Linked DNA regions of Mus musculus: all the other regions are linked to region 1. Evidence: chromatin loops called from intact Hi-C (ENCODE). Cell type or tissue: left cerebral cortex. All regions are shown on one strand. Links, peaks and the distances in the headings refer to the core of each region. The heading gives the core; the rest is flanking DNA.

Region 1 (10,107 bases), core at 1,305-9,304:
CCCTGACCTTAGCCCCATGAAGGCCTCTCGACCTCCACTGCTAGCTGAATAACAATCCAAGGGAAGCAAGAAGGCAGTCTGATTAACTCTGACCCTGAATAGTTTATTTTTGGCATATTTAAACACACCGCAATTTGGTGAAAATTTTCCTGGTGATAATTACTCAATCCTGTGTGTACAATAAAACTTAAGATGACTACTTCGAAACTCTGTAAAGTGATTGTGACATCTTCCATAAAGATATATTCTATAGATTGATGACATGTGATACCACCCATAAAGATAAATCCTATAGATTGACAAGTTCATGATAAGGGTCTGGGGAGGATCCCTGTGGTCTCAGCCACACAGAGAGCACAAAGGTCACCAGGATATTATCCAGATCTGCTCCCAGCCTTCTGGGAAGATAACAGGTTATATATCCCTTCCTTTGAAGGAGCGTGTGTGTGTGTGTGTGTGTGTGTGTGTGTGTGTGTGTGTGTTTAACACTCCTGGATCTCCTTGTGCTTATGTGAGCACAAGAACCCTCCATGTCTCCCTCACAGGCCCACCCAGGATATGGAGTTAGCCCCCAACCCTGACCTCAGCCCCAGGATTTGGAGTTGACCCCCTAACCCTGACACCTGTTCCATGGTAGCTTCTGGGGCTGTAGAGAGTGTGACTCTTAGGGAGCTCTGTTAGAACTTTTCTGGGGACTTGTGTCCAGTGACACTGGTCACCTTGCCAGCTTCCATTCAGACACATAGCATTTGCATAGCAAAGTCACAGACAGAAGGAGACCAAGGAGGACTCCAGCCCACCTTCATCGTAAGAGACAGCTGTCGATCCTTCCCACTGTGACAAATTAGCACCTGGGTCATTTTTTTTTTAAACCAAAGTTGTTTTGTTGTTTGTTCTGTTGTTGTTCTGTGCTAATGGGCTTTGTTAGAATTGCTGATAGGAGCATAGGCGAAAGATTGCCTACAGGAACATGGGTACTTTACCCATCAATGGTTATACCACTTAACTCCAACCTGGGGCCTGGCAGAGTTGAGATTTTGAAAGCCTCACTTGGTACCACCTTGGTTTGTGCTGCTGGCTGTGCAGGTGGGATGGGACACATAGCAGGCCGGAGGGTGGCAGCATTGGGCAGGTCTCTGTTCTGATGTACCCATTTCCAATTTTTTGGTAGAATATGGAAGGAGCCTTGAAGAGGACATCTGCTCTGACACATCCTTCATGTTCCAGCGAGTACTGGTGTCCCTGTCGGCGGTGCGTGGCTTCCTCAGTCCTGCCTTCTGACAGGGGATGCTGGGTTGATTGAAACACTCACTCTCTGCCCTTCATCCGTTCAGTCTCCTAAACATGGATCTGCCCGGGGCATCGTTCGTGGGCAGAACGAACTCTCTGTCCCTACATCATTATCTCTCCTCCAGAGACCCTGGCTAGCCATGCATGCACAACCATTTCTTCTACTTTAATTCACTGTCCACACGGCCCAAGTTCATGTCAGCTATTGGATTATAAGGATATTGAGAGACTTCCTGTGTTTTAGATGTTTCTGCTGGGCAGGGTTGGAGAGGTTAAGATTGCCTCTTGCTCTTGCAGAGGATCTGAGTTAACTCTGAGCATCCCAAGTGGATGGCTCACAACCACCTCTCACTCCAGGTCCTGGAGATATGATACTCTTTTCTAACCTCTGGAGGCACCTTTGCTCACATGGTGCACGCGCACACACGCGCGCACACACGCACACACACACACACACTTTTTTTCATCCTTTTTTAAAAAAACAGCCTACCAATCTGGAGGGCAGTACCTATCTTTCACTCCTTAGTGTTCCTCCAGGGGCTCCTCCAGGGGTTCCCATGGCCTTCCATGCTGGAACTGATGTATTTGGGGTTGGCATTGCATCAGCTTTCCAAGTTCCACCTCAGGTCTAGCGTTCTCTCGACCATGAAGACTGGTCAGTCAAGAAGGCTGAGTCAGCTGAGTTAGTGCAATGGTGGGAGCACGGGGTAGGGGTGGGATAGAAAGATGTATTGCCCTTCTACTAGGAAGACACCTTTGCAACATCAGGAGTCACAGTGGGGCCCACACTCTGCTGGGACCAACTCCAGAGCATAGATCCAAGCCCTGTGACAGAAGACAACAGTCCTAACTCCTTAACCTGAAGACCCAGCTTTTACTGCCTTCTTGTCTTAGTGCCTTGGGTTTCCAGGTCTTCTGTCTTAAGAGTCCCTACCGTCTCCATGGGTACTTGCTGCCATGGTTACTTGTGTACCTCTCTTCCATCTTCCCACAGGCTGGCAGGGATGAAGGAAATTACCTTGATGATGCTCTTATGAAGCAGGACGCCCAGGTTTGTGGACCGCAACTTCCTTCTTGCAGTTTCTTCTCTAAGACAGGCCTCACTTGGTTGGTGGACAACCGCTTCTACTTCAGGGTGTGTTAGTCCAACTGAGGTGTGTTATGAGAAAGACTCTCATAGACAGTCTTTATGATTAACAGGTCTTTCAACACTCCTGGATTCCAGATCTCTTCCTCACACTGAGGACACAACAAGGATCCTAGGGAAGCACCAAGCCTCCCCCTCCTCTCTCTCTCTCTCTCTCTCTCTCTCTCTCTCTCTCTCTCTCTGTGTGTGTGTGTGTGTGTGTGTGTGTGTGGCCAAGGAACGGAACCCAGGACGTGCCCCACGCTATGCAAGTGCTCAGCGCTGAATGTCACAGAGGGAAGGAGCTGCCTCTGCTCTTCATACTTCCCTAAAGAGAACATGAGGTGGGACCTGTGAACACCATGTGACTTTCAAAAGAGAGCTGCTGCCCTGGCACTCAGCACACTGACGGCTGTCCTGACATTTGTCCCTGTGGCCAAGTAGCATACAAACCCTGGGCCTTTTGTAAAGCCCAGCATGCCCACCTAGTCTTTCTTAGGCATACCATTGAATCATTGAATCCTTTTTTTTTTTTAAGATTTACTTATTTTGTGTATCTGAGTACACTGTAGCTGTCTTCAGACACACCAGAAAAGGGCATCAGATTCCATTACAGATGGTTGTGAGCCACCATGTGGTTTCTGGGAATTGAACTCAGGACCTCTGGAAGAAGAGTCAGTGCTCTTAACCACTGAGCCATCTCTCCAGGCCACCATTGAATCCTGATACCAACCTTAGGACTTTAACCCCCATTTTACAGGTAAGGAAACTGAGGCTCAGAAGATGCCCCTTGCCTGAGTTCGGGCCAAATCATGGAGTGTCATAGTTATGTTTCTGGGTTTCTAGTGCTGCAACAAAACACCATGACCAAAAGTCAAGTTGTGGAGCAAAAGGTTTATTTAACTTACATTTTCATATCACTGTTTATTATCAAACGAAGTCAGGACAGGAACTCGAGCAGGGCAGGAACCTGGAGGCAGGAGCTGATAAAGAGGCCATGGAGGGGTGCTGCTTACTGACTTACTTCCCATAGCTTTCTCAACCTGCTTTCTTATAACATCCAGGACCATCGAAGGCCAGGGGTGGCACTGCCCACAATGGGGGAGGGGCTTTCTCATGTCAATCATGAATCAAGAAAATTCCTTACACACTTACCTATGGGTAATCCAAGAGAAGCATTATATCAACTGAGGCTAGCTTGCATCTCATTGACCAAAGACCAACCAGGACGTGGGAGAACTGGGATTTGTGCTTAGTTCCTCCATTGTTAACCAACACCCAGCTGTAGCAACGGGTGTCTCCACTCCACATGCAGGGTATGAACCACACCGGAGCATGCAGGAAAGAGCCTGTTGCTTGCATTAGAAAGAAGGGAGTGTGTGTAGAGTGTGCAATGCCTTGGGCTTCATGGAGTCTTTGGGGCTGTGTGACTGCTTATGCTCGGGTGCCAGAAATCAGCATCGTGTCTGCCTTCCTTTATTAACACACCTGAGTATTTATCAGGATCTTCTGCAAAACAGAATTAACACACACTTGCGCGCACGCGCGCACACACACACACACACACACACACACATGTGCACACACATACATCAGAGAGAAACGGAGAGATGGAGACAGAAACAGGGCTTGGAATAGGGTTATTTCAACCTGGTGTAAGCTGAAAACGCATACCAGTGGGAAGCTTAGCATTGAAGTCCACTGTAATGTGTTGGTTGTCCGCCCTTGGGATTGTGTAGCTACCTGGAAATATGGCTCACTATGTCGCTTTCATGCCATGGTGGGGTTAAAGTAAATGGAAGTCTCTCTGTCTCTGTCTCTGTCTCTCTCTCTCTCTCTCTCTCTCTCTCTCTCTCTCTGTGTGTGTGTGTGTGTGTGTGTGTGTGTGTGTGTGTATTTGCCTTTCCAAGTAACAAAATAAAACAAAGCAAGCTTGACTCTTAGACATTTTAGAACTCTTTGCCAGGTGCTGGCACACATCCTTTTGTGTGTTTTGTTTGTCATCAGGAACTGTATGAGGCTGGAGAGAAGAGATGGGGGACAGACGAGGTGAAATTCCTAAGCATTCTCTGTTCCCGGAACCGGAACCATCTGCTCCACGGTGGGTAGCCACCTCACCGCCTTGCTCTGCTCCACGGTGGGTAGCCACCTCACCGCCTTGCTCTGCTCCACGGTGGGTAGCCACCTCACCGCCTTGCTCTGCTCCACGGTGGGTAGCCACCTCACCGCCTTGCTCTGCTCCACGGTGGGTAGCCACCTCACCGCCTTGCTCTGCTCCACGGTGGGTAGCCACCTCACCGCCTTGCTCTGCTCCACGGTGGGTAGCCACCTCACCGCCTTGCTCTGCTCCACGGTGGGTAGCCACCTCACCGCCTTGCTCTGCTCTGCTAGGATGGTGGGAGGTACGCTAGAACGTAGAATCGTGAATGTTTTCAAGGTTAATTTATTTTACATGTATGGATGTTTCGATGGAATGTATGGCTGTGAACCACGAGTGTGTATCTGGTGTCCTTGGAGATCAGAAGAGGATACAAGATCCCCTGGAACTGGAGTTACAGACAATCATGAGCTACCAAGTGGGTGCTGGGAAGGAACCTAAACTTGGGTCATCTGTAGGAGCAGCAAATGCTCTTAGCCACTGAGTCATCTCTCCAACCCTGATAGCCTTTTCAAAAAGAATATCTTTTATTTATTGTTTGATCATCCCAAACATGTGTATAATGTATCTTGATGTGTATCAATTGATGACCTTTCCCCTCCCACCCACGATAGAGAAAAGAATTTGAACTGTTGGATATTACCCTGCAAATGTAGGAGGTAATTATATGAATGAAGGCCAATTTTGAAAGATGAATTTGAGTAACTGACAGGTATGCAATGTGTTCCTAATAGTTTAGCATTCCTTATTCTAGGAAACCAACCTTCATAGCCAGTTCTTGTTCTAGCATAGCCCCAAGACAGCCTTCCCCACTACCTACATAAGAAATTAACCTTCACTACCTGAGGCACCAGCTAAACAAATGTTGGTTGGTAGTTATTCCTATTTCACGCAACTGATAGACTTGCTCAGGGGTTCCATTGAGTAAGATGAGTCGCGGGTAATTTCACTCTTTATTTCCTTTGTGTCATCTTCCTAATTTGCTTCTGGTAATTTCTAAACTTTGCAATGTGCTTTTTAACATCTGGGGGGGGGGGGACACTAAACTATTATAGAATAATTGTTGTCAGGCTAAGTCTTCTTATGAACAGCAGTAAGGATTCAGTGGGGCAGTTTGTCTTGGAGATGGGTTTTTTTTAGACCTTCATGGGGACCATCATTTTATAAACCATACCCCTGTCATAGACAGAGTTACAAAGCTTGTGGGAAATTGAAGGAGAATGGGTTTACTAAATTGAAAACACAATGTAACTGCAAAGTTTGACACATTTACAAGTTGTAATTATTCTAGATATTCCTCAGTGGCAAAAGGAAAATAATAATAAGCAATCATTTCTGTTCATAAATCATAGGCAACCATGAGACTTGGTGCTTTGTGCTTTCCTTTATTTTATTGGTTCCCCTTGCTGGCTACAATGTGAGCTCCCCCTTGTGGCAGTTCTTCAGAACTGCAGGTCCTAGGAAGAATTTACTAAGAATTTTTCATTCCAAGCATGTCTGTAGTTGGGAAGTTAAAAATTACCTGTTAATAAATTACCAAGATACATTTTTTTTGTTTTTTGAAACAGGGTTTCTCTGTATATCCATGGCATTCCTGGAACTTGCTCTGTTGAACAGGCTAGCCTTGAACTCACAGAAATCCTTCTGCCTCTGCCTCCAGAGTGCTGGGATTAAAGGCGTGTGCCACCACTGCCTGGCAGGAGACAATGTTTTTTTTGTTTTTTTTAAAGATTTATTTATTTATTATATGTAAGTACATTGTAGCTGTCTTCATACACTCCAGAAGAGGGAGTCAGATCTCGTTACGGATGGTTGTGAGCCACCATGTGGTTGCTGGGATTTGAACTCTGGACCTTCAGAGAGCAGTCGGGTGCTCTTACCCACTGAGCCATCTCACCAGCCCAGGAAACAATGTTTTAAGCATTATTTAGGTAGTGAAACTAAGCATCTTGTTGCCAACAGTAGTGTCCAAAACTAAGGGTTTGTGGGTAATTTTCTGTCTCATTTTGTTCATGTGTACAGTGGGGGTTGAATTAGCTTCTTTGACTCTGGGCAAATATAACTGACAAAAAGGAATGAGAAAATACTGATGGCTCCCAAGACTGGAGGGAGATTTGAAGCCTTTCATGAGGACAGAAACCAAGGTGCATCTAGGCAGGAAAGGAGGGAATAGGATGGCCCCTGGGGCTTGTGGCTGACTAATAAGTGACTCTAGCTATAGCGAGGACCGTCTTCAGTAATAATACTAATACTAATAATACTAATACTACTACTAATAATAATAATGTGGAGAGTTGGGAGATGGCTCACCAGGGAAGAGTGCTTGCTGGGCAAGCATGAGGGCCTGAGTTCAAATCCCATGCTCTCACATTAGAAAAGTCAAGTATTGTTGCATGTGCCCGTAAGCCCAGCATTGGAAGCTAGAGACTGGTAGAGCCCAGGGGTTTGTCGGTCAGCCAGCCAAGCTGAAATGGTGAGCTTCCCATTCAGTGAGTGACGCTGCCTCAAAGCAGTAAGACAATGGGGGCTAGAGGAAGACACCCATTGCCCTTCTGTGCTCTGTGTGTGCATGAGTACATGCATAACAAGCCCTGTAAGCACATTTGAAATGAATTAGTTAATTAAAATATGTTAAAAATAAGACACCTGATACCAGCTTCTGGCTCCCACATGCATGCATGCACACACATTCCCATACACTAGTACATACATATATCACACCGCACACAACCTGTTTTGAACTTTAGTCTCACGGTGTAGCCCTGGCTAGCCTGGAACTTGCCTATGTGGTACAGGTTAGCCTCAAATTCACAGGGATTCTTCGGCCTCTGCCTTCCGAGTGGTGGGATCACAGGTGTGCACCACTATGCCTGACCACACAAAATTAGAAAGAAAAAGCAAGAAAGCCATCTCCTTGGTGGACAAGCCGCTCTAAGGACCCCACCAAGCTGAGGTTGTGATGTAAGTTGCTGGACATCAGTGTTCCTTGACTGACCACCTGTGAGACCCACGCAGATGGGGATAGGACAGTGTGCCAACAAGGGTCCCTAAAAAGACAAGCAAGACATGTCTGTTCTGAGAGGTCTCTGGAAGAAGAGGAAAATGTATTCACCACATTCAAAAGTCCTTGACAAAAAGCAAACTAAACAAGAATAGTAATAATGATGTGAAGAATTTATTAAAAGGCGCTGTTATCATATCTGCCTCAGTTTTGAGGAGACAGAATTATTCGTCTTGACGAGCCAAATGGACGAGGAGTACACGGGTGACTTCCGAGGCCTTGTGTCGTCCAGGCTGACCTCAGGCTTAGTGTGTAACTGAAGAAGTGCTGATCCTGCCTCCACCGCTATGAACTGGGATTATGGTGTGAACCACCAGACCTTGGCTGCTTAAACAAGAAGAAAGCAAAGGTCCCCAAAGACTTTTCCACGTGACATGGAGGACCAAGGTCCTAGCCAGGGGAAGAGTGTGCCTGATGTTCTCAGCGCTCTTCCTCCTGGATGGGCCCAGTCCAGCAGGCCGCATCCTGCTGGGGTGCTCACCCACGGGACTGATTTCCTCTTGAAATGTACCAAAGTAAATAAATAAATAAATAAATAAATGACAAGAAGACGAAGAAGGAGGAGGAGGAGGAGATGGAGAAGGAGGAGGAGGAGGAGGAGGAGAAGGAGGAGGAGGAAGAGGAGGAGGAGGAGGAGGAGAAGGAGGAGGAGGAAGAGGAGGAGGAGGAGGAGGAGAAGGAGGAGGAGGAGGAGGAGGAGGAGGGGAGGAGGAGGAGGAGAAGGAGAAGAAGAAGAAGAAGCTTGTATTCATTCTCTCCATAAATTTTAGTTTTCTATTTTGTTTTATTATATTTATTTATGTATTTATTTAGAGAGAAGAAAAGAAGTGTGTGTGTGTGTGTGTGTGTGTGTGTGTGTGTGCATACATGTGTACATGTGTATGAGCATGCAAATGCCACTGATCACATGCAGAGAGCAGAGGATGACTTACCCAAGTCATGTCTCCTCTCCCACCATGTGGGTCCCAGGGACCAACTTAGGTCATCAGGCTTAGCTGCCAGTGCCAGCCCAGGTCTCTAAACCTCACTATTTTGTTATTGGTCATAGTGTTTGATGAATACAAAAGAATCTCACAGAAGGACATTGAACAGAGCATTAAGTCTGAGACATCTGGAAGCTTTGAAGATGCCCTGTTGGCTATAGGTAAGCTGGTGAGCAACAGAGCTAATTCCATTGATGTCATATCTAGATGTTGTCACAGAGATACAGAACTGTCTTCCTGAAATTAAAGTTGTTTCAATCACTGAGGGTACATTCTAGAATTTTAAAAAAATGGTAAGTCAGGCTTGCAGGCTTGTCTGCAACTTCTGGGTTAATGTGATCTTCTCTCCACAGTCCCCAAGTACCTGAACTACAGCCATGTGCCACCACACCCAGTCAGTGTTCCAGAATATTTTGCCTGCATGTACATCTGTGCACCACATGCTTGCAATACCTGTTGAGGCCAGAAGAGCGTGGTAGAGCTCCTGAAACACGAGTTACAGATGGTTGTACACTGCCACATGGGTGCTGGGAACCAAACTCCTGTCCTGGCAAGACCAGCCAGTGCACTTAATCACTGAGCCATCTCTCTGGCCCCAGAATTTCCTTTTCTAGATAGTCTCACTAGCTGGCCTTGAACTTGTGGCAATCCTCTTATCTTGGCTTTGTGAATGCTAGGATCATAGATCCAAGCCACCCCATACGGCTGTTGTACAACTTTAAACAAGAAATATTTGCAAAGCTGGCTATGGCACATATATTATTCCAACACTTGGGAGGTGGAGACAGCCCTGAGGATTAATGGTTTCAGATCATCCTCAGCTACATAGAGAGTTCAAGGCCAGCCTGGGCTGTGTGAGAGCCTGACTGCTGTTGTGCCAGGGGCTCATGTCTTTGGTCTTTGGCACTTCTCTATCCCATTGTAAGAGAGAGATAATGCCATGCTAGCTGTATCTGGCGAGCCAATGCATGGTGGGTTTAAAAATTACTTCATTTAAATTTTAAGTTTTTATGTGTATGGGTGTTTTGCCTGCATGTATGTCTGTGTACCACGTGCATGCCTTGTGCCCTAAGATGTCAGAAGAGAGAATCAGATCCTTTGGAACTAGAGTCACAGACAGTTGTAAGCAGTCGTGTGAATGCTGGGAACTGACCCCCACCCCCCACCCCCAGTCCTCTGCAAGAACAAGGACTCTTAACTGCATAGCCATCTCTCCAGCCCCCTAATAACTGTTTTATACGACAGTCGTAATCATCACTCTGGAACTACAGGCCACCCTTGCTTCGATGGCCTTCGTTAATGACTTCTGTAGGGAATGCTAAGAGGAGTCTGTCCATTTGAGAGAGGGCCTGGGGTGGCAGGAAGTGTTGCTTGGCTTAAAGAGGTCTAACAAAGCAATCAGGAGATATTTCTTGGGACTTTGTAGAAACTGAGACTGTCATTTTTCTTTGTTCTTGAGGTTTTTTTTCTGTAATCTTTTCATTCTTAT
Region 2 (10,107 bases), core at 1,362-9,361, 250 kb before region 1:
CTGCATATTGTTTGGCTGTTAGTGGAATGTTTAGAGTCATTTTTATTGCTATATTCTTTTAGTTCAACAGTAGTTCTTGGTTTTACCCTAGGTCCCTGGGCTATCGAGTCTCAGATTCTTAGTTACCTAAGCACTGTTAGGTATGTTCTGGAATGGACCTTCAGTCAAATCAGATATAGGCTGGTTACTCCCACAAGCTTTGTGCCACCATTGCACTAACATATCTCGCAGGCAGGACACCATTGTAGATCAAAGGGTTAGTGGCTGGGTTGGTGCTTACCGTTCTCCTTTGGCAGCATGCAGAGTATCTTCCTGTGTCAAAGATGCTAGCACGTAGGGATGAAGGCTCTAGGCACCAACTTGACTTCTCTATGTTCAGTGAGTTGTGTGGGCATTGTCTTCAGCAATAGGGCCTTCCAAGTTTGTGGAAAGCATTCTATCCTATAGTCTTGGCAACCACCTGGGTTGTTTGTGGGTTCCTGTGGGGCCCCTTTGGCCAAAAACTCAACTAGATGTAGCCCATTTGGGGTACTGGAAACTTCATTTGGTGACAAGAGATATCCAGCTGGGACTCTCCTATTATTTGGAGATTTCATTTCGATCGCCTTCATCTGTGTATATATTTTAGGAAGCTTCTACTCTATTAGGTTTCCATACAAGCTCAAATGGCTCTTGATTTTTAGCTCCCCCTCCTGTATCCCCTCCCTTGTTTCCCTCTCATCTTCCCCTCTCAACCTGATTCTCCTGTTCCAGAGATCCACCTGCCTTTGCCTCCCCAGTGCTGGGACTAATGGAGTGTGTCACCATGCCCTATAAGAGCACTGATATTTACAATATGTCCTATGTATTTTACAACTCAAATTATTCTGGCTTTAAGCTCGGAAGTTCTTCCAGGATAGATTTTGGGTCCCTCTTTGTTACTGTCTGGCACTAGTGGAAGATGCTTCTCCTGCCATCTTGTGTCTACTTCAGACCCTAGAATCCATGCTTCTCCTGAGAGACCTGACTCCCTTGAGAACAGTGTCTAGAAATCAGGGAGTTAGAGAGAACAATGCCTGCCACAGGTAGGACCAGAGTTTGGATCCTCAGCAACCTTGTCAAAAATAAGCTCACCTGTAAGCCCGGTGCTGAAGGAGGTAGAGATGAGAGGAGCTTGATGAATTCTCGACTTTCAGGTTCAGGGAGAGATTTGGTTAGTGTCTGTCAACTTGACTATATCTGGAATGAACTATAATCCAGAAATGGAGGGCACACCTGTGATCCAGACCTTGAGGCTGGAAGACACACACTTTTGATCCAGATCTTGAGGCACAGCGGCCATGAACAGTTTAGGCCCAGGCAAGGTGGTACATACTTTTAATCCCAGGAGACAGAGACAAGCAGATCTCTGAGTTCAAGGCCAGCCTAGGACAGAACAAGTTCCAAGTGAAGAACAGGTTAGTTCCAGGCATGGCGGTATACACCTTTAATCCTGTCCACACCTTCTTCTGGAAGCCTACATAAGGACAATGGGAAAAGGAAGGGCTCCTTGCTCTTACTTCCGGCACATCTGTTGGAACTTACTTCTTCAGGATCCCAGTTTACACAAAGACCAGCCAAAATACCTAGCCTCATAGGACTAAGCAGCTACTAGGGTCTTGGACTTCCCATTCACAGCTGCCCATTGTTGGGTTAGCTGGACTGCAGAGTGAAAGTCATTCCAATAATTTCCTTTAATATATAGAGACAGTCCATAAGTTCAGTGACTCTAGAGAACCCTGACTAAGACAACACCTTACACTGACCTCTGTCCTCCAAACGCAAGCACATCTGTGCACATGACACACAAGAATTCGTAAGTAACCAACAAACCAAGAGCTGCATGTCTGTGTGCTCCTTGTCCAGTCCCTCCATTCCATCCTATGCTCTCCCTGCAAATGTGAAAAAGGGAGTTCGGATCCCCAAAGGCCATGTGAATGCTATTGGGTGATGCAGCCAGCAGTCTGCAGAGACAGAGAATCCACCAAGCAAGCTGGCTAGCCGTATCAGCTGACTCTGGGTTTAATTGACAGACCTTGCCACAATGAATGAAGTGATGTTAAGATCCAGAAATCGGAAAAAAAAAAAATCCAAGCAGGCACAAGAGTCCAGCAAAGCAAGATTTTTATTTGAATTAGGCAGCAAAAACTGACCAATCAGGTACAATGTCACAGACTTGGGTGGCTGACTGAGTCTTTGAATGTTCATCTTAGGAAGTATTTAAACAGATGACCAATCAGGGCCACAGAACTCAGGAGCTGGATTGCCACCCTGAGCCAGAATATAGAGTTTTAAAGCCTCAAACCTACAAACATCTGTGCCAAGTGATCTCACCAGTCAGGAATCAGGGATGGGGGACTTCCTTAGGAACATGCCTTTGTCATTATCCTGTTTCCATTGGTTGGGTTAGTCAACTGTAGCAGGGTGACTTGCCTAGCATAACTGACCAAGCAGGATGTCAGTAACCCAAGGAGGTCTGGAGAACTTCAATTTTATTTGACCCCTATTCAAAATGGAGGTTTTGTTCAAAATGGCTTCAATTTGGTTCCTTCTTCCAGTAGAAGAGCAGCCAGGTCTCCACACACAAGTGTGCTGAGTTAGATACACACACACACACACACACACACACACACACACACACACACACAGTGGAGGGGTAGGGGAGGAGTAACATCCTCATCTTATCTGATAAATGCTTTAGCACATATGATAACATCTCCAGGGTTTTTTATTTTGTATAATGTGGATAGGTGTTATCTCCTCGTGAGTGCCAGAGTGCCAGTGCACGCGGTGACCAAGGAGGCTGGCAGGAGACATTGTCTCTTCTTACTCAGGGTTTCTATTCTTACACAAACATCATGACCAAGAAACAAGTTGGAGAGGAAAGGGTTTATTCAGCTTACACTTCCACATTGCTGTTCATCACCAAAGGAAGTCAAGACCAGAACTCAAGCAGAAGCTGATGTAGAGGCCATGGAGGGATGTTACTCACTGGCTTGCTTGCCCTGGCTTGCTTGCCCTGGCTTGCTCAGCTTGCTTTCTTATTGAACCCAGGACTACCAGCCCAGGGATGGCACCACCCACAATGGGCTGGGCCCTCCCCCCTTGGTCACTAATTGAGAAAATGCCTTATAGCTGGATCTCATGGAGGCATTTCCTCAAGAGAGGCTCCTTTCTCTGTGATAACTCCAGCTTGTGTCAAGTTGACATAAAACCAGCCAGTACAATCTCCTACGATAGTAGAGTTATAGATGTTTTTGAGCCACCATGTTGGCACTGTACACTGAACTCAGGCCCTCTGCAAGAACAGTTAGTGCTGAACTGTGGAGCCATCTCTCTAGCCCCCACTGTACCTACCAGGATCTAGGGATTAGGTCACACAGCATGTGCTGTGTGCTGAAGAGACTGTGGACTGCCTCTGGGCTAGGCTTAATTAAAGTACCTCAGGGAGCAGTGTTCTCTCCTTCTTCATGCTGCCTGCACACTTGTCAGTGGGGATTTTTAATAAGTATTTGTTGCAGTTTTCCTCTTAACCCAGCTAGCTCCCAAATAATTAAGGCTGGGTTATTACGTTTACTTAACAAGCTTCAAGGGCATAACAACTGAGCAGTGTTACTCTATTTAATCCTCTACAGTAATCTGACTACCTCCCAGTCAAAATACCAGTGATAGTTGCGTTTCAATACTGATCTGGCTCTCTGGGCTCTAGGTGGTTTCTCATGGTGTCTCCAGGACTCCCTTGCCAGGGCAAATCCTACCCCTTCCTATCTCCTCTTCCCTCCTCCCCTGGTTTGGAGGAAGTCCAGCTCTTTCTTCGCCTAATCAGTCACTGGGCAATCAGCTTCTTTACTGACTAATCAGGGAATAATTGGGGAGCAATGTTTTGCAACCAGATAAGGGGGCACAGAAATCAGCATTTGAATAATAATAGGATAATCTTTACTCAGTGCATAATATTTATGCCCACACAAACTGAAGCCCAGATTCTACAACTTGAATCTAAGGTGAACTCAAGGAAAAACACAAGGGAAGACAAGAATCTAGACAGACAAGCCTCAGCCATCTGGTATGGTTTTACCTGGCTTTTTCCATTGGGAGTCCTGTTCTTCGTAGAAAGCTCAGGGGGACTCTTTCTCCCAGAGAACCTGCAGAGTCTCAGGTAAAAAAGAAAGCAGTTTTGTCCGGGGCCGCAACCTTGAAACACTTAAGAACTTTGTTGTTGGTGTTTGTTTGTTTTCCAAACAAGATTTCTCCATGTATAGCCCTGGCTGTCCTGGAACACAGAGATCTGTCTCTGCCTTCCCAAGGGCTGAAGACCAAAGGTGTACATCCCCATCTCCAGTTAACACTTAAGAACATTTAAATCATACAAGTAGCCAGCTGTGGTGGGTGGCACATGGCTTTAATCTCAGGCAGAAGTAGACAGATTTCTGTCATTTGGGGCCAGCCTCATTTACATAGTGAGACCCTGTCTCCAAAAAATGCAAAATTAAAAACAAAACCATGGAACCAGGTGGAGGTTTATATTTAGATGGTAAAGTAAACTCGGAGGACTCAGGCCACTTTGGTCTCACTCATATGCATTACACCAGAACTCTGCAGGGCTTCCCGGTCTGCCAACACCATCTCTATGAACACAGTACATTGCCAGGTCTCCTGGAGTCCTGCTAAGTCAAGCTCAAGAAAGTTTAAATACCACCCTGACTGTCTGCTTCAAATTTGAAACTAGGTAGGTAGGTTTTCCCAAATGGCAGGGGGTTTGAAATGTCCTGGGTTCTTGTGGGCCTCTCCGTGTTGACACTGGCTTCTGTTCAGGAGGATCGGAATCCATCACAGGATCTGTGCTGGGGACAGGTACCTAGGGACCCTTTCATCCCCAGAAGATCCCACTTAAGAAAAAACACACAACTAAGTCTCTTAATTAGGTTCATTTTAATAAAGAGTATAGGAGTTTACAACCCAAACAATTATCCATAAAAACTATCAGATACATAAGATAAATCACACCGAGTGAACGACAGAAACCCAACAGCCTGCAATGAGAGGTATTACAGTAACTGCTAGGAATGACCTTCTGGTTTCCCCTCAAGATTGTTTGCATGTTAAGGATTCCTGAGGCCTGCTGACCTCAGCACTCCTTCCAGGCTGCTTAGAGCTCCTCACTCAATCAACTACAAATACTGCCAGCAGAGGGCGCTCATCTTCCCTCCTTGAAATACGCATGGTCCTTGGCCTCTGTTATTTGGTTTCTGTTCCCTAAAAATGACATCAAATGTTCCATTCAAAATAATGTCTTGCAGGTTTTGTGGTGCAGGTCACCACTGTCCTCCCAGGGCTACCCAGGCACCAAGAAGGTGCTTACTCGGGAAGGAGGCTGAAGCAATGGCTGGTCAATTCCCTCACCACAGACGCAAACAACTTCATTTCTAACTTTGGAGGTTTTGGCAAAGGGAACAGAGTTGCTTGTGCCAGCTGCCTGCGGTCCTGTCTTAGCCCTCTGCAGATGACTAAGCGGAGGGGCTGGAGCTAACACCGTGAAGGAAGCAGGAGGGTACATGTCTGCACACACAGGCGCTGAGAAACTCCTCACAAGAATCTTTGGTAGACTTGCAGAACACAGCAGGATCACCACTTCTGAAGGAAAGGATTTTACTGTCTCTCAAAGTGAAGGTGCTGGAGACTGGACAAGGGTTCTCACACAGTCTAAGCATGTGGTATCAGCCAACACTGACCTATCCTTGACTGGTGTTTAAAAATCCATTCTGAAATGCCAAAATTGACAAAAGGAATCTGATCCCTTTGATGTATATACGCATGGTTCTACCACAAGGCAGCACAGGCCATGCTCACTGGGCACTATCAAGTCAGAATTAATGGCGCACTTGCTGAAGCCAGAGACTGCTGAAATACACCTGACAAGACCTATGAAATTACAACTTACAGAGACTTTGGCCTACGTCACATGTAGTTAATATTTAGCCTGTGTGTGTGTATGTGTGTGTGTGTGTTGAGACAAGGTCTTGTTATGCAGCCCAGACACAGTCCTTGAATTTCTTTTTTTTTCGTTTTTTCGAGACAGGGTTTCTGGAACTCACTCTGTAGACCAAGCTGGCCTCAAACTCAGAAATCCGCCTGCCTCTGCATCCCAAGTGCTGGGATTAAAGGTGTAAGACACCACCGCCCGGCAACAGTCATTGAATTGAGAGTGAACCTCTCGCCCCATACAGGCATGTGTGTCCCCATGGCCAAAACTTGGCTATTTTTGCTATTCTAAGGCCCTTTCACATATGTGCTCGTTTTAGAGCCACATAGGATCAGGGAAAGAGCTGCCCCCCATCTCCAGAGGACGGCTGGGTTCCACCAACCCTCCCCTGTCCTCTATTCCATTTCACTGTTAGATTGTCAAGGTTGGCCTGAGTCCTAAACAGACATTTTACAGCAGTAGCAAGGGAAACAGCCATGAGTTAGTATGACTGTTGAGCACCCACTGATTGGTCTGGTCAGAATGGTCAGGGGAATGCTGGGGGAATAATTAAGGGAGAGCAGAAACAGGGCTAGGGAGCACGGAGATCTCTCAGGTACAGGGCAGAACCATCTATAACTGGACACTACTTTTTATTCTTAAACATTTTGAAAGCTTTTCTTTAATGAAATTTTTACTGAGTTTTCAAGTGTTCTGGTGGTTAAAACAAAACAAATATTGACAAAGGCTATGGTTCAAAAACTAAAAACTCAAAATGACATGATTCTACTTATAACCCTAGTGTTTCCTGGAGGCCTGGGAAATGGCAGCCATGAGAAGTGCCAGGTGCTCCTGCCTCTACCACTGCACTCCTGCAGACTACCTTTCACCATAACGACTTCGATGCTGAGAGAAATGCTGTGACTAGCAGCCATTTTGGAGTTGACTGGGATGTGTTCTAAAGTTTGAATGCCAAAGACACCACAGAGGGCACCATCTCTACATCTGAGGGACCCAAATGGACTCCACTGGAAGTTGTCCACTCACTGCTGGGGAGGGCACTGCAGCTCCTGGTCCCTGGTTTTCCACTTTACATTTCCTATTTGAAGTAATGCATATATCATACAATTTGATACATTTTTTGATTATTCTAATTTACAGAATAAAAATACAGAATTTCTTATCATCAGACCACTCTAATATTTCACGCACAATGAAGACTAGCTGAAAATACTGATAAGCACAGACTCCAACACATAAATATACAACAGGCTCTAAGGCAGCATTTTCTTAACCATTTAGAAGAACTCAGTTGCCAGATGAAACTGAGACATACCATGGGTTAGTGAGTAGAAGACTGTTACACACACACACACACACACACACACACGCACACGCACACACACGCACACATATGCACACACACTAGGGCATGTGCCAGTACATAGGTCTTCAACTCCACAAATAAGCCAGGACAAAACAGGCTGTATTAACTGAAATTTCCTTTTGAGCACCAACTTCTGCTCACTTTCTCTGGTGAGACTGATCACCATCACATGATGGAAGCATCTTGCACTGTTTCCCGGGACTTCAGTTTTATAAAACCCAGTGGTCACACGTGCTAACTAAGTGCTCTCCCACCTGACTATAAACCAAGCTGCTTTAAAGTTCGATAGTAAGAGCTTGCTAAGCTGCCTGTGCTAGAATAAATTTGAATTCGCAATCCGTTTGCCTTGGCATGCCACAGAGGCTCACTTCATTATTTCATTTCATTTGTTTTGACTCCAACCAAGGTTTTGGTGCTAAAGAACTGTACTGTAAGCCTAAGAAATTGGTCACACTTAAGTTAACTCTGTAAACAGTGCTCATTAGTCAGTTAATAGGGCTGAACCTAGGGCCTCTCTTGTGCACCACCGGCTCCATCTCTGAGCCATGCTCCCAGCCTAGCACATCATTTAGGAGTTCATTAGTATATGATACAGCATAAGGCGTTGCCTAAGGAAACTCTGGCTCATTTCTGTCTACTGAGTCAAAAGTCCAGAATCTCTGGTGTTTCCTATGAAATATACAAAGTGACAAACACACAGCAGACACTAAAACAAAGAGAGTGCAGTACATTGTTGACAATGTTCTCCTCTTCCTTATTATTAAGTTGTGACAGTATGGTCCCAGGGAACCTGCTCCTGATCCACAGACGTTAAGCACTCATAATTCCCTGTAAGACAAACATCTCTGGATTTCCATTCAGGATGGCATCCCACAAAGATACCTAATCTTTACATTACACACTGATCCTGTAATCCAGGATCATCCCAGCGCCTCCTTCAGAACTCATCACGGGTTATCATGTGTCAGCTTTCCTTCACGAATCACTATGTAAGAAAAACAGTCTGCATGTGGTCATTTTCACTGTCTATTCTAAGATGGTAGATAGACTTTCCACTCAGTACAAAAAGAGGCCCTAAGCCCACACTTCACAAATGATTAAACTATATAAGATAAAGAATCCATTTTATTCTAATTTGGACCTTGTGAGAAAAAAATGACTGATTAGATGGAGCAATCCAGTAATCAAAGGAAGAATAGTTTGCAGAGCTATTACCGAGGTGGTGTTGACCTTGCATTTTGAAGTTTCTCATCAAGAGATGGGTCCTTCTGTGTTGCCAAGGCTGGCCATGAGATCCCAGGCTCAAGCAGTCTTTCTGCCCCAGCCTCCTAAGCAGCTGGGACTACAGGTATGTGCTGCAACCTGGGAGGAGCTATGACATTAAGCAAGGGCTCCCTGAACATCACCATCCTTTCTGCAAGTGCCTTGGAGGCCTTCATCTGACGGCAAGCTTGGGAAGTTTGGTTGCAAAGTTCCATGTGCGTTAGTCAAACTACTTATTTAATAGAAAGACAATTTTGTATCCACTATTATACAGGAAATTAAAAAATAATAATTGTGAGAAAGAAAATTCCTAAAGAAAATGTTTAACCTTTACTGAAGTGAAAGGCAGGTTTCTGGTGGGGTGGAGTCCTCAAATGGCGCTGCTATGGGCCCCGACGCAGTGCCTGTTATTGAAACAGGTGGAGAATGCTATGAAGAAAAGAGGGAAAAATAGCCCCCTACCCCCCTCTAAAGACAGGGTTTCACTCACTGGCTGGACTGGAACTTGTTATGTAGACAGGCTGGCTTCAAACTCACAGAGATCCACCTGTCCTTGCCTCGCAAGTTCTGGGGTTAAAAGTACCTGATATCATAAAAAAATAGTCATTCTTATATTACCGTCAAGACTTCTAGATTTAACTGTATTGTTTTTGTGTACTGACGACAGACCCCAGGGCATTGTGCAAGCTAAGCATATCTTCTGCTGCTGCCTTGTGCACCCAAACCCTGACTTTCAAATTTTAAGGCTATCACAACTAAGTGATTGCAAGTGCAGCCTGGCATTCAGGCTTTAGCCCTGGATGGATTTTCTCTTTTGGGACAGTGTGTCGTGCAGTCTAGGCTGCCCTGGAATTCCTTCTTTCTGTACCACCCGAGTGCCCTGTTTGCAGCGGTACGCTACTGTGCCTAGCTTCTAGCCTTTCTTCCATCACTAATCCAGCGCAACACACAGCTCTCCACACTTCCGCAGGCAAGTGGAAGCAGTGTCTGTGAGAAGCCATGAGTGCACACCTGGGTTTGCTGCAACTCTTTCCTCAGTGGATGCCTCATGGAGTCAGGGTTTATTCTAAGGCAGTAAAAATAAAGGACATGAAAACCACTAGGAATGGTCAGAGCCGTCCAGATATAAAAACACACTCCTGAACACGCAGCCAGTCACCTGTCTGCTCTACTGGAACATCTGAAAGGCACAGATCATTTAAAGATTTGCAAGGACAACTGACCAACTCTTTTCCATTCTCAGTTTACTTCCGGGTCTCAGGTCTGTACCCACTTAAGAGGCAGTAGAGGTGTATGGGAAGGGTTTGGGAGAAATAACAGGCAAACTTAGCTTGTGGCTTGGGCTCCTGATTAATGAATTTCACAACAATGGTACCCAGGCAGGAGTCCCCGTGGCTGGACCTCTGAAGATTCTCTTCCCCTGTTGCCAGGGAAACACAAAGACTGATGACTTTTTTGGCTGGAAGGAGAAGGTGTT
Region 3 (10,107 bases), core at 1,240-9,239, 170 kb before region 1:
TTCTGAGTTTTCAGGCCTGTGCTCTTTGGTTTCTTAGCTAGCACAAAGCAAGCCCTCATGTTTCCAAATGGAAGGGAGAAGGGGAAAGAATGGGATTGCTTTTCTAACGGAGGTAAAAGAATGGGAAGGGCATTCTAGGAAGAGATGGAGCAGCAGCAGAGATGAGAAGGTGAGGGACAGCTGAGCAAGCACGTGGGAAGGGATAGACAGAAAGGGGAAGAGGAGTGGAAGGAAGGAAGGAAGGAAGAAGTGAAGGAGAAGGAAAGGGGAGGGCAGAAATACCCAGGAACCTCCCACGTGCACGAGTCAGGGCAGGCAGAGGACCTTAGCCCCATCGCAGACTGATCCCTGTGGTCTTGCGCCTTGAGGATGGCTGGCTGGTTCTGCAGTATTTGGTCATTCCCAAATACACTGCGTTTTAGGCTTTCACCTAACTTTTATTACTGCTTTTTACCAAAGTCTTAAAATCTGGAGCACTAAGGAATCACCTCTGGGTGATTCATGTGGCTCTGTCTCTGCCACCACCAAGCATCCATTTCATCCACTTAGTGAACTACTTTCTACGTGTTAAGCAGTGTGTCAAACTATTGTGTTTCTTGTTTTAAATAACTCACACTGTGATGGCAGAACTGCTTAAAATTACCAGGTGAAGCAATATATTTGTATAAACAAAAGCTGTGGAAATACCAAAAATAACCATGTATATATTTAAACATTTCTATTGTGCATTCTGTCAAGCAGAAGCAAAAACAACAAATAACAACTAAGAAGCTCTCCAGAAGTCTCACTTTGCTCTGTTTATCACACCATGGCCGATCAATCTTCCTTTCTTTCTCTCTCTTTCTTTCTTTCTTTCTCATTTTACTTATTTTATATATGTGAGTACACTGTAGCTATCGTTAGACACACCAGAAGAGGGCATCAGATCTCATTACAGATGGTTGTGAGCCACCATGTGGTTGCTGGAAATTGAACTCAGGATCTCCGGAAGAGCAGGCAGTGCTCTTAACCACTGAGCCATCTCTCCAGCCCACAATCTTTCTTTTAAACTCAGTTACTGTTTTCTCAGTAACATACAATTTCATCATAAACACACCAGCATGTACTTCTGAAACAGACTCTTTAATAATGGTAGAAATTTAAGTCTGCATAAATTAGTAAGTTTCCAAGGGTTTGTTTTATTTTAAATTATGTGTCTGTGTAGCTCTGAGCTTGCTCGTGCAGGTGCTCTGAGAGGCCAGAGGCATTGGGTTCTCTAAGGCTAGTGTTATAATGGTAGTTCTGATATGGGTGCTAGGAATCTGTACTAGCTGACTTTGTGTGTCAACTTAACACAAGCTGGAGCTACCACAGAAAACGGAGCCTCCCTTGAGGAAATACCTCCATGAGATCCAGCTGTAAGGCATTTTTCTCAATTAGTTATCAAAGGGGGAGGTCCTAGCCCATTGTGGGTGGTGCCATCCCTGGGCTGGTGGTCCTGGGTTCTATAAGAAAGCAAGCTAAGCACACCAGGGCAAGCAAACCGGTAAGTAACATCCTTCCATGGCCTCTGCATCAGCTCCTGCTTCCTGACCTACTTGAGTGTCAATCCTGACTTCTTTTGTCAATGAACAGCAATGTGGAAGTGTAAGCTGTATAAATCCTTTCCTCCCCAACTTGCTTCTTGGTCATGATGTCTTGTGCAGGAAAAGAAACCCTGACTAAGACAGAATCGAACTCTGATCCTCTAGAAGAACAGTACAAGCTCTTAAGAGCTGAGCCATCTCTCCTAGTAAGTTTTTTTTTTTTTTTAAATTAAGGTATAACTCTAATGTCACAAAGAATTATACCTAGTCATGAACTTTTATACATGGAATCACAGAGTATTATGAAGTAATACTATAAACTATAAAAAGCATAAAGTTGTGTCAGGACATGTTCACAGGATACAGAAGGACTCAGGGGGTTGGAGACCAGAGCACAGCAAAGGGCTGGCAACTGATAGACCACAGCAAAGGGCTGGCAACTGATAGAAGGCAGGAAAGAGAGAACAGTTCCCAGAGAATTGAGCTTTCCATATTAAATGCTTGTCCAAGGTCCCAAACTATTTTTCTGAGCTAAACTGCTCAGTTCCCCCAATAAGTTCCTTTTCCCCTTCAGTCTCCAATTGAGGGTAATCAAGGCAGGGACAGAGCCCTGGATACCCTGGTTGTTGGTCCTACTTTGTGTAAGATCTTGCTGTCAACTTAAGGAAGGTGTCAGCCAGTGACTTTCCTAGGCTGCACAGTATACCTGTGTTAAGCAGCCACATGGGGTAAGTCATGGGCTGGAGGGTCAAACCTACGACTATTATTGTGTTAAGTTGACACAGCAACAAATAACTGACTCTAGTGACTTATTACTATACTCACTTATCAGTGCACTGCCCCTCACTCATCAGAGTCTCTTGAGGTAGATGGTAATTAGCACAGAAACCCACAACTGGTCAATGTGCAGAGAATAAGAGACTCTGGAGTGCTGACCCTAACAAGGATGCCTGTATCACACCTCTCCCCTTGAAGTTCAGGGATCTATGTGGGAGATGGGCAGAAAGATTTTAAGAGCCAGACATCAAGGACACAGTGTTTTTCCCAACAGGGCAAATGCATACACGAACTCCTATCAGCTATAAAATAGTGCACAAGGCCCGCGAAAGCTCAAACAAGACAAAATTCCAGCATGAAGGAGGGGAGGTAGCCGTGAAACCTACCCCTAGCTGAGGAACTATTGGTATTTGATTACTATGAGGGGGGGGGTCAGTTCTCTTCAATGGTGAGTATATCTACCATCCTTCTGGACAGGCTCCACACCTAAGTGTAGTCAGCCAACACAGAACTGGACTTAACAGGTTTTAAGAGGGAAAACTCAAAAGCTGGATGGGTAGAGAGGTGAGGGAGGACCCAAGAAGAGCTGGAGTAAGGAGAATATGATCAAAACATATTTTTTTAATTAATAAAATGTGATTAATATATGTATGTATGATGTATGTATGTGTGTGTGTGTGTGTGTGTATATATATATATATATATATATACATACATACACGTTTAAAAAGAAGAAGCCACAGTCACAATGTGCAGTGCTTACCATGATCTGGATCTCCCTCTTGCACACCTGGAGGTCATGTTCATTGTTGACAAACATACGTTTCAAGGCACATTTCACCCCATTGCTTGTTCTCACCAGAAAGACAAGAGCGAATCCACCTGTGAGAAGAGCACACGAAGATGAGTCAGTCAGGAACTCTGGCTACTGTTGGCACCCCTCATGGCACTGACACTGCCACCAGCCAGGCTCCAAACCATCCTGGCCTAGACGGCATTCTGCCACTCTTGGAACTTACAGCCAGAGTCAGAGACACCCTGAATCTCTACTGAATCAAGAACCTTCCAAAGAAACTACAAGAGTCTTCTTATTAAGCCCAGTACTTCCTTTCTTATCAGAGAAGCTAGAAAATTCTCTCAGTGCTTGCTAACATCAACAGTTGTCAGTTTACTTCAGGACTCTCCTTTTCCTTTCTTCTTCCCCTCCTTGCTGCACCTCCCATTCAAGTGTAACAGGAGACTCCTGCACCTTCATTACCTGTGTCACTGAGAAAGAAGACCCAGTACAAGGGGGCTGCTCTACAGCAGGACTCACTGACCAACACCCGTCTTTCCTTTACCCAAAGACAGTTCACAATTCACTGGCAGACACTGATATAACTGTAACTGGAATGCTCAAATGCGCTAAATTAGTTCAGTCTTGGAGTTCCACACAATCTCAGAGCTCCTAACTTCTACCTCACCTCCAAGTACTGTCTGAAGTGTGCAATGCTTTGCTATGAGGGTCAGATAGACAAGGGTGGCAAACAATCACAGGTCAAAGTCTTAGAAGAAGCAGCAGTTCTTCCAAGGAGCACACAGCCCAGCTGTCTGCCTTGCACCTCCATCACTTAACTCAAATGTCGTGTTCCTCAATCCCGAGGAGCAAACGCATCACTAACTGATTCTTTACACAAGTAGGTACAAGCTGGACAGAAGCGCACACACTGGGAAGTCATGGGTGTGAGAATTTGAGTGGAGGTTGTGATAGCGTTTTGAGGTTGTATTGAGCTAGCAGCCATTTGCAAAGTTGACAGATAAGCAGTGAACACTGAGATATTAGGCCCGGGGAGGTTCACTGGAGCCATTTTGACTGCAGCCTAGTGACAGACACTTCAGTTCCTGTCCCCAGCACTTACTGACCTTATAGGAACTGTTGAAGATATCCTGGATAGGAATCTATTCCATGCAGCCAGTAGAACCTTACTCAAAGTATTGTTCCTTACTTTAATCAAAACATACATTAATCTGTAAAAATATGTAAATGTACTCAAATGAATCCAAATCCACATTGTGACCAAGACTGCATGTCTCTCTATTGCCTGTCACTACAACTACATTCTTTAGTATTTCAAGTAAACACTGAAACTTCCTATGGAATCTATAACAGCAACCACTATGTCTCTCTAATATTTTCAACCAACAACAACAAGAAAAAACCCAACCCACAGCTTTTACTTTCTTGCAATAGATTAAACTGCCCCATTATCAATTTTATGTATAGCATTTTTGAGTATTTACTTTTTTGTTTTGTTTTGTTTTGTTTTTTTCGAGACAGGGTTTCTCTGTATAGCCCTGGCTGTCCTGGAACTCACTTTGTAGACCAGGCTGGCCTCAAACTCAGAAATCTGCCTGCCTCTGCCTCCCAAGTGCTGGGATTAAAGGCATGCACCATCACTGCCCGGCGAGTATTTACTTTTTATTTTTGGTTTTCCAGACAGGGTTTCTCTGAGTAGCCTTGGCCATGCCTGAACTCAGAGATCTGCCTGCGTCTGCCTCCTGAGTGCTGGGATTAAAGGCGTGCGCCACCACACCCAGCTGAGTACTTGCTTTTTAAAAAAGAACACTCAGCATCAAAAATTAAGCCTACTCTCACTTCTTCTCCATCCCTATTTCTTTTGGTTTTTCTTTTTTGAGGCTCAGTCTCATGTGGCCTTTGCTGACCTTGAGCTGATTGTCCTGCCTCTGCCCTGGTAAATCCCAAGGTTATCAAATGTGTACCACCATACCTGGTCCACATTTCCTAAATTCCAAGATGCATATCTTTAGAATATACAATATTTAAGAGATGCAACAAAAATTAAATGCAAGAACTATATATTAGTCTTGTCTAGTAGCACATATACATACTGTAGCACCATTAGTCTTTTCTTCCCCCATCAAAAAAACCTGCTGGAACCATGGGATAGCTTACAATGTATTAGAATTGGAGAAAGTAGTTGCAAAAATATAAAACCCTCCATTTACATTCATAATTGTTTTATATACAGCCCAAGAAGATATTTTGTCAGATATTTTGAATACTTTATGGTTTCATTCAGCTACAGATTGGAAGAGCAGCACCATAAAGCCCCTCCCCCACAAACAAATCCGTTTTGTGGGTAAAGAAGTGAAGAGAGGCTTTAGGAGTTTCACAGCTAGTTGTGGGCAGAACCTGAAAGAGGTATCATTATCCTGACTGCCCCCAAACTGGTTCCCTCTACTTCATCTATCATGACAAACAAAACAAAACCAAACCAAACCACAAAATATCTCTTCATATAACAAGGCAAAGCTGAATTAAGTGGGCAAATGAGTATTTCCTTCACTGGAAATAAGTAACCCTTCATTTCATTGACAGCTCGGGCTCTGCAAGGTTTTAAAAAATGACTTACAAATATACACATTAGTTCATAGTTTGTTCATCACAGTTTTTGCCTTTCTTGCCTAAAGAGTTGATGAATGGGGGGCTGGTGAGATGGCTCAGTGGGTAAGAGCACCCGACTGCTCTTCCGAAGGTCCGAAGTTCAAATCCCAGCAACCACATGGTGGCTCACAACCACCCGTAATGAGATCTGATGCCCTCTTCTGGTGTGTCTGAAGACAGCTACAGTGTACTTACATATAATAAATAAATAAATCTTTAAAAAAAAAAAAAAAAGAGTTGATGAATGTTCCCACTCGCAAGAATTTGTATTTTAAAGGCATTTTAAGGTGTGGTGCCTAACATCCCGGAGGACAAGCCACTCCGTTCTGAAGCAGGCCATGCAGTTGCAATGAGAGATAACGGCCACCAGATGGGAGCAGTGCTGCAGAAACATGACCTCTCCAGCTAGGGCTGAAAACTCAGCAGGCCAGACCAGATCTGCAATACCTACAATCATGATAACTCTTAGAGCAAAGCAAAGGATCACTATACCCAACAGAGTCAGAGCCATACTATTAAGCACCTATGCCTATAAAAGGGTCCATGTGTAAATGGAAAAGAATCAACTATAAGATCAAAATCAAAACCTAGTAAGATTTGTCATTCTAACAGTGACAGCCACTCACAGTGCACTGTGGAACAAATGGAGTGAACTACTAGGCGAGAAGGAAAGGTAGCAGGCAGCACTTCCCCAGCACGGCCCCCTCCCCCCTCCCCAATGGATCAGGGGAACAACTCTCAGTCTCCAAAGCCAACTGAGGATGCTTCAGACAGAGTAAGAACGCATGTGGCCTGTGCTGCTCTTACTTCCCAAGGGAAAGGGGCTCCATCTGTGAAGTAAAGCAGAAGAGGCAGGAGGGTAACTTTCATACTGTCACACTTGACAAACTCTTAAGAATGTGGGCATTGATGTAATTTACAAAAAGAATCATATAGTCTTCTATTTTCCCTCAAATATACAGCACTCTGGTCTATTTTTTATATCAATCTATATTAACTTACAGAAGAGTGAGTTTCACTATGGCACAACCACACATCATATAATATACTTCTTTCATATCTCCCAACATTGTACCTTTCTTGTCCTCAATTTCTAGTTATTTGTTGAAGCAGGCTACTCACTCTAGTCTAGTCTGACCCAAAATTCCTCTTGTAGCCCAGGCAGGCTTCAAACTCATAGTAATCCTCCTGCCTCAGCCTTCTGAGTTCTGGGGTTTATATGTGTGAAATATAACACCCAGTTTTGGTTTTTTGTTTGTTTGTTTGTTATTGGTTTGTTTGTTTTTGAGACAGGGTTTCTCTGTGTAGCCCTGGCTTTCTTGGAACTTGCTCTTTAGACCATGCTGGCCTTAAACTCACAGAGACCCATGTGCCTCTGTTTCCCCAGTACTGGGATTAAAGGCTTGTACCACCACTGCCTGGCAGCCACTTTCGTTTTTAATTTTTGACCAGAACAGAAGTTACTATTTGTAACTCATTGTGAGTTTAGTACTGTGTCTATGTGGTCGGTTCCTCCACCCACCAGATCATCTCACCTTAAAACAATGCTTACCACATAGTGAAAATTCAATACTGAATTCATTTCCCTCTTAATTTTTACCATAGAGAGTAGAAAAGTGTGGCAGAGATCATGGAAAACGAAGTACAAATGGCTGTGAGGGCTGCCATCGCATGCAGGCACATGGATAATGTCCACGCATGTGCATGTGGGAACCAGAGGCAATCTTAGATGTGGTTCTGCAGGAGCTGCTTGCCTTGCTTTGTAACACAGGGTCTCTCACTGGGTGGAGTTTGCCAACTAGGCTAAATCTGGCCCACGGGGCCCCCAGAACCCTACCATCTTTCCTTCCCTAATGCTGGGATTACAAGCATGCCCCACCATGCCTGGATTTTTATATGGGAGCTGGGGATTTAACTCTGATCTTCATGTTTACACAGGAAGCACTGTACCAAGTGAGCTACTCCCATCCCCACCACCACTACCACCACTCCAATCAGCAATGTTAATTTCTAAAGGTGAGGAGATACAGGGCCAGAGATGGCTCAGCTGGTAAAGGTATCCAAAACTAAGCCTGACCAAATGAGTACAATCGCTGTCACCTACAAAAAGGAAGGAAAGAGCTGATTCCTACAGTTGTCCTCTGACTTCCACATGTCCCTCCCCAAAATGAATGAGTCAATGAATGAATGAATGAATGAATGAATGAGAAAAGAAAAATTTAAAAAACCTAAAATGGAAACCCAAATTTTATTTGAAAACTCTAGATTTAAACATAAGCAATAAGTCACATTTTATATTAACGGTAAATAACATCACTACAGAAGCTAAACACTTTACAGACTCTGAGCTTCCAGTATTCTGCCTCTGATCTAATCTAAACCCTTCATCTTACTGATATGCAGAGACAGGAAACAACATAGTAAATGTTCCAAACCTTAAAAGAATACTTGTAAGCAAACTCCAATACATGAGTATATATTGGTTAGCAAGTTCTTGCCAGAAAAGACCCAGAATTTCCATGTGGCTATTTCCCCCTACATAAAATAGACAAAGAAGGATTAAGTTCTCCATTCAAGAACACAGAGGTAATTAGCAAGAAATTCCACAAGACCCCTCATCTATTTGTGGTTTTCTTTGTAAACCAACTGTACACACATCACAATGGCCTTACAGCATCATGCACTCCCACAACCATCACAACAGGGAGCGGCTTCTGCAGATCGTTCTTTCCTCTTCTTCCTCAAACCCTGCAATGTGAGCTCTAGTTTCTCTGTACCTGAGCTTTGCTTGGCCTAAATAGAATCACACAGCTTAGACTCTCATGCCTGGCTTCTTTCCTACTGCATATTTCTAGATTCAGTCTCATTGTTACAGGTATCAGCAATTTTGGGCTTTTTTTTTTTTCAACTGTTTCATTGTACAGACGCCCATAGTTTACCCATCCACTATGGAAGGACATGCAAATGTCTCTAGCTTTGTGCTATTATAAATTAAACATCTGTACAGAAGGAAGGCCTTTTTCATATACGTAGTCATTCCTCAGCCACATGACAAGTTTAACCACCCTAATGGTCCCTCACAGTGATTATCAGCCATATGGAAGTTTTAATTCCATGTCCTCCTCAGCCCATGGTTACAGATCTTTTCATTGTAGCTATTCATTTTCATGTGTCCTCATCTGACTGTGATTTTCATTTGCATTTTCTAACATATCCTATATCACTGAAAGCCCTAACATGAGTTGCTTTCCTAATACTTTCCTGAGAAAGGCTTCAATCAGCACAGATTCAAGGAGGTGCTAAAGAAATTAATGACACAACGAGGTCCTCTACTTCTCAAATACATAAAGACACCAAAAGTGTCTAGCTCTCTGCTGGTAATGAGAATTTGTAATACAGGCATCCGTCTGATACAAGCTAGGACAGAACTGATGGCCCTGCTTCTGTGTTTGTAAGGCCAGTGAAGTACACAGGGCATGGATTACAGTCTCTCCACGTGGCTGGGAAAATTATATAATCTTGGAGCAAAATCTCTCAGTGCTCATACCAACAAAAGATCACAATGTCAAAGAGAAACTTTTCAAAGACAACAAAGAAAATCTTCCTGGGACTTCATCCTGACAGTCGACACCCATAAACAGTACTGCAGTGGAGGCAGGACCTCTACTGCCACTTCATCAGACACGGAATCATGGAAGGTGGCAGCAGCCTAGGATATCCTACTGCAGTGACCTGCACTCAGGGAGGAAAGGTAACAGACAGAGAGCCCTGAGGTTATCTGAGCAATGCTGGGTGCAACCGGGCAGGCATGAGAAGTGTGAACTGAGAAGCTGGACAGACGCCCATCCTGACTTTCAGACAGGGTTTTTTGAGTGGCTGCCAAAGAGGTTTTGCTGTTATTTTTAAGCAGGGCCAAAATTCTAGGCAATAAAAATCTGACATATGGCACCAGCTTATTTTTTGCACATAAAAAGAAACCTACCTTTCTAACCCAGATCCTATCTACACCTTTGAGAATGGCATTTACCTGCTTAAGATCAACAAGACAAAGGTCAAAGGAACAGGGATTCCAAAAGGAGGAATGGGTCCTGCAGGCCCATTCGGTACTCTTGGCTCTCAATGCAAGCATGCCTCCCTTTAAATAGCAGCAAACATCGTGAGTGTGCTTGGTGGGTGCAGCTCCTCTTTGAATTACCCAAGAGAGAATCAGGAAATAGGAGTCTTTGAAAGAGTCAGGAGGGGAGACCTAGCCGAGGTGGAAGTGCATCAGCTGAGGGCTTATGAAAGGGTGGCCTGGCCCACCACTGTTTCTCTGGCCTC

Evidence for each region. A loop is a pair of places that touch in the nucleus more often than their neighbours do. Peaks named below come from ENCODE experiments on the same cell type or tissue, not always from the same donor. Only the 100,000 strongest peaks of a DNase experiment are listed, where the experiment ranks them.
Region 2: it touches region 1 in a loop (5-fold over the local background); 4 of 42 quality-filtered maps call a loop at or near these places.
Region 3: a loop joins it to region 1, with 4 times the contacts of the local background. A loop is called at or near these places in 27 of 42 quality-filtered maps.

Annotation. Positions count from the first base shown.
Region 1 is chr6:86,743,297-86,753,403 of GRCm38, reverse strand. Anxa4 (annexin A4) reads left to right here. Exons shown (of 13, transcript NM_013471.2): 7 at 1,172-1,251; 8 at 2,285-2,341; 9 at 4,424-4,517; 10 at 8,684-8,779. Among named protein-coding and RNA genes, the nearest start is that of Gmcl1, 15 kb to the right of the region's middle. In left cerebral cortex, for the core only: a CTCF peak has its summit at 6,010 (motif pointing left); a DNase peak (open chromatin) is centred at 6,004.
Region 2 is chr6:86,998,052-87,008,158 of GRCm38, reverse strand. It overlaps Aak1 (AP2 associated kinase 1), which reads right to left. Exons shown (of 16, transcript NM_001378654.1): 16 at 4,932-10,107. Among named protein-coding and RNA genes, the nearest start is that of Nfu1, 6.7 kb to the left of the region's middle. In left cerebral cortex, for the core only: a CTCF peak has its summit at 5,204 (motif pointing right); DNase peaks (open chromatin) are centred at 5,219 and 5,476; H3K27ac peaks cover 485 bases.
Region 3 is chr6:86,918,131-86,928,237 of GRCm38, reverse strand. Aak1 (AP2 associated kinase 1) reads right to left here. Exons shown (of 16, transcript NM_001378654.1): 2 at 3,106-3,224. Among named protein-coding and RNA genes, the nearest start is that of Aak1, 74 kb to the right of the region's middle. In left cerebral cortex, for the core only: CTCF peaks have their summits at 5,951 (motif pointing left) and 6,150 (motif pointing right); DNase peaks (open chromatin) are centred at 6,170 and 7,490; H3K27ac peaks cover 691 bases.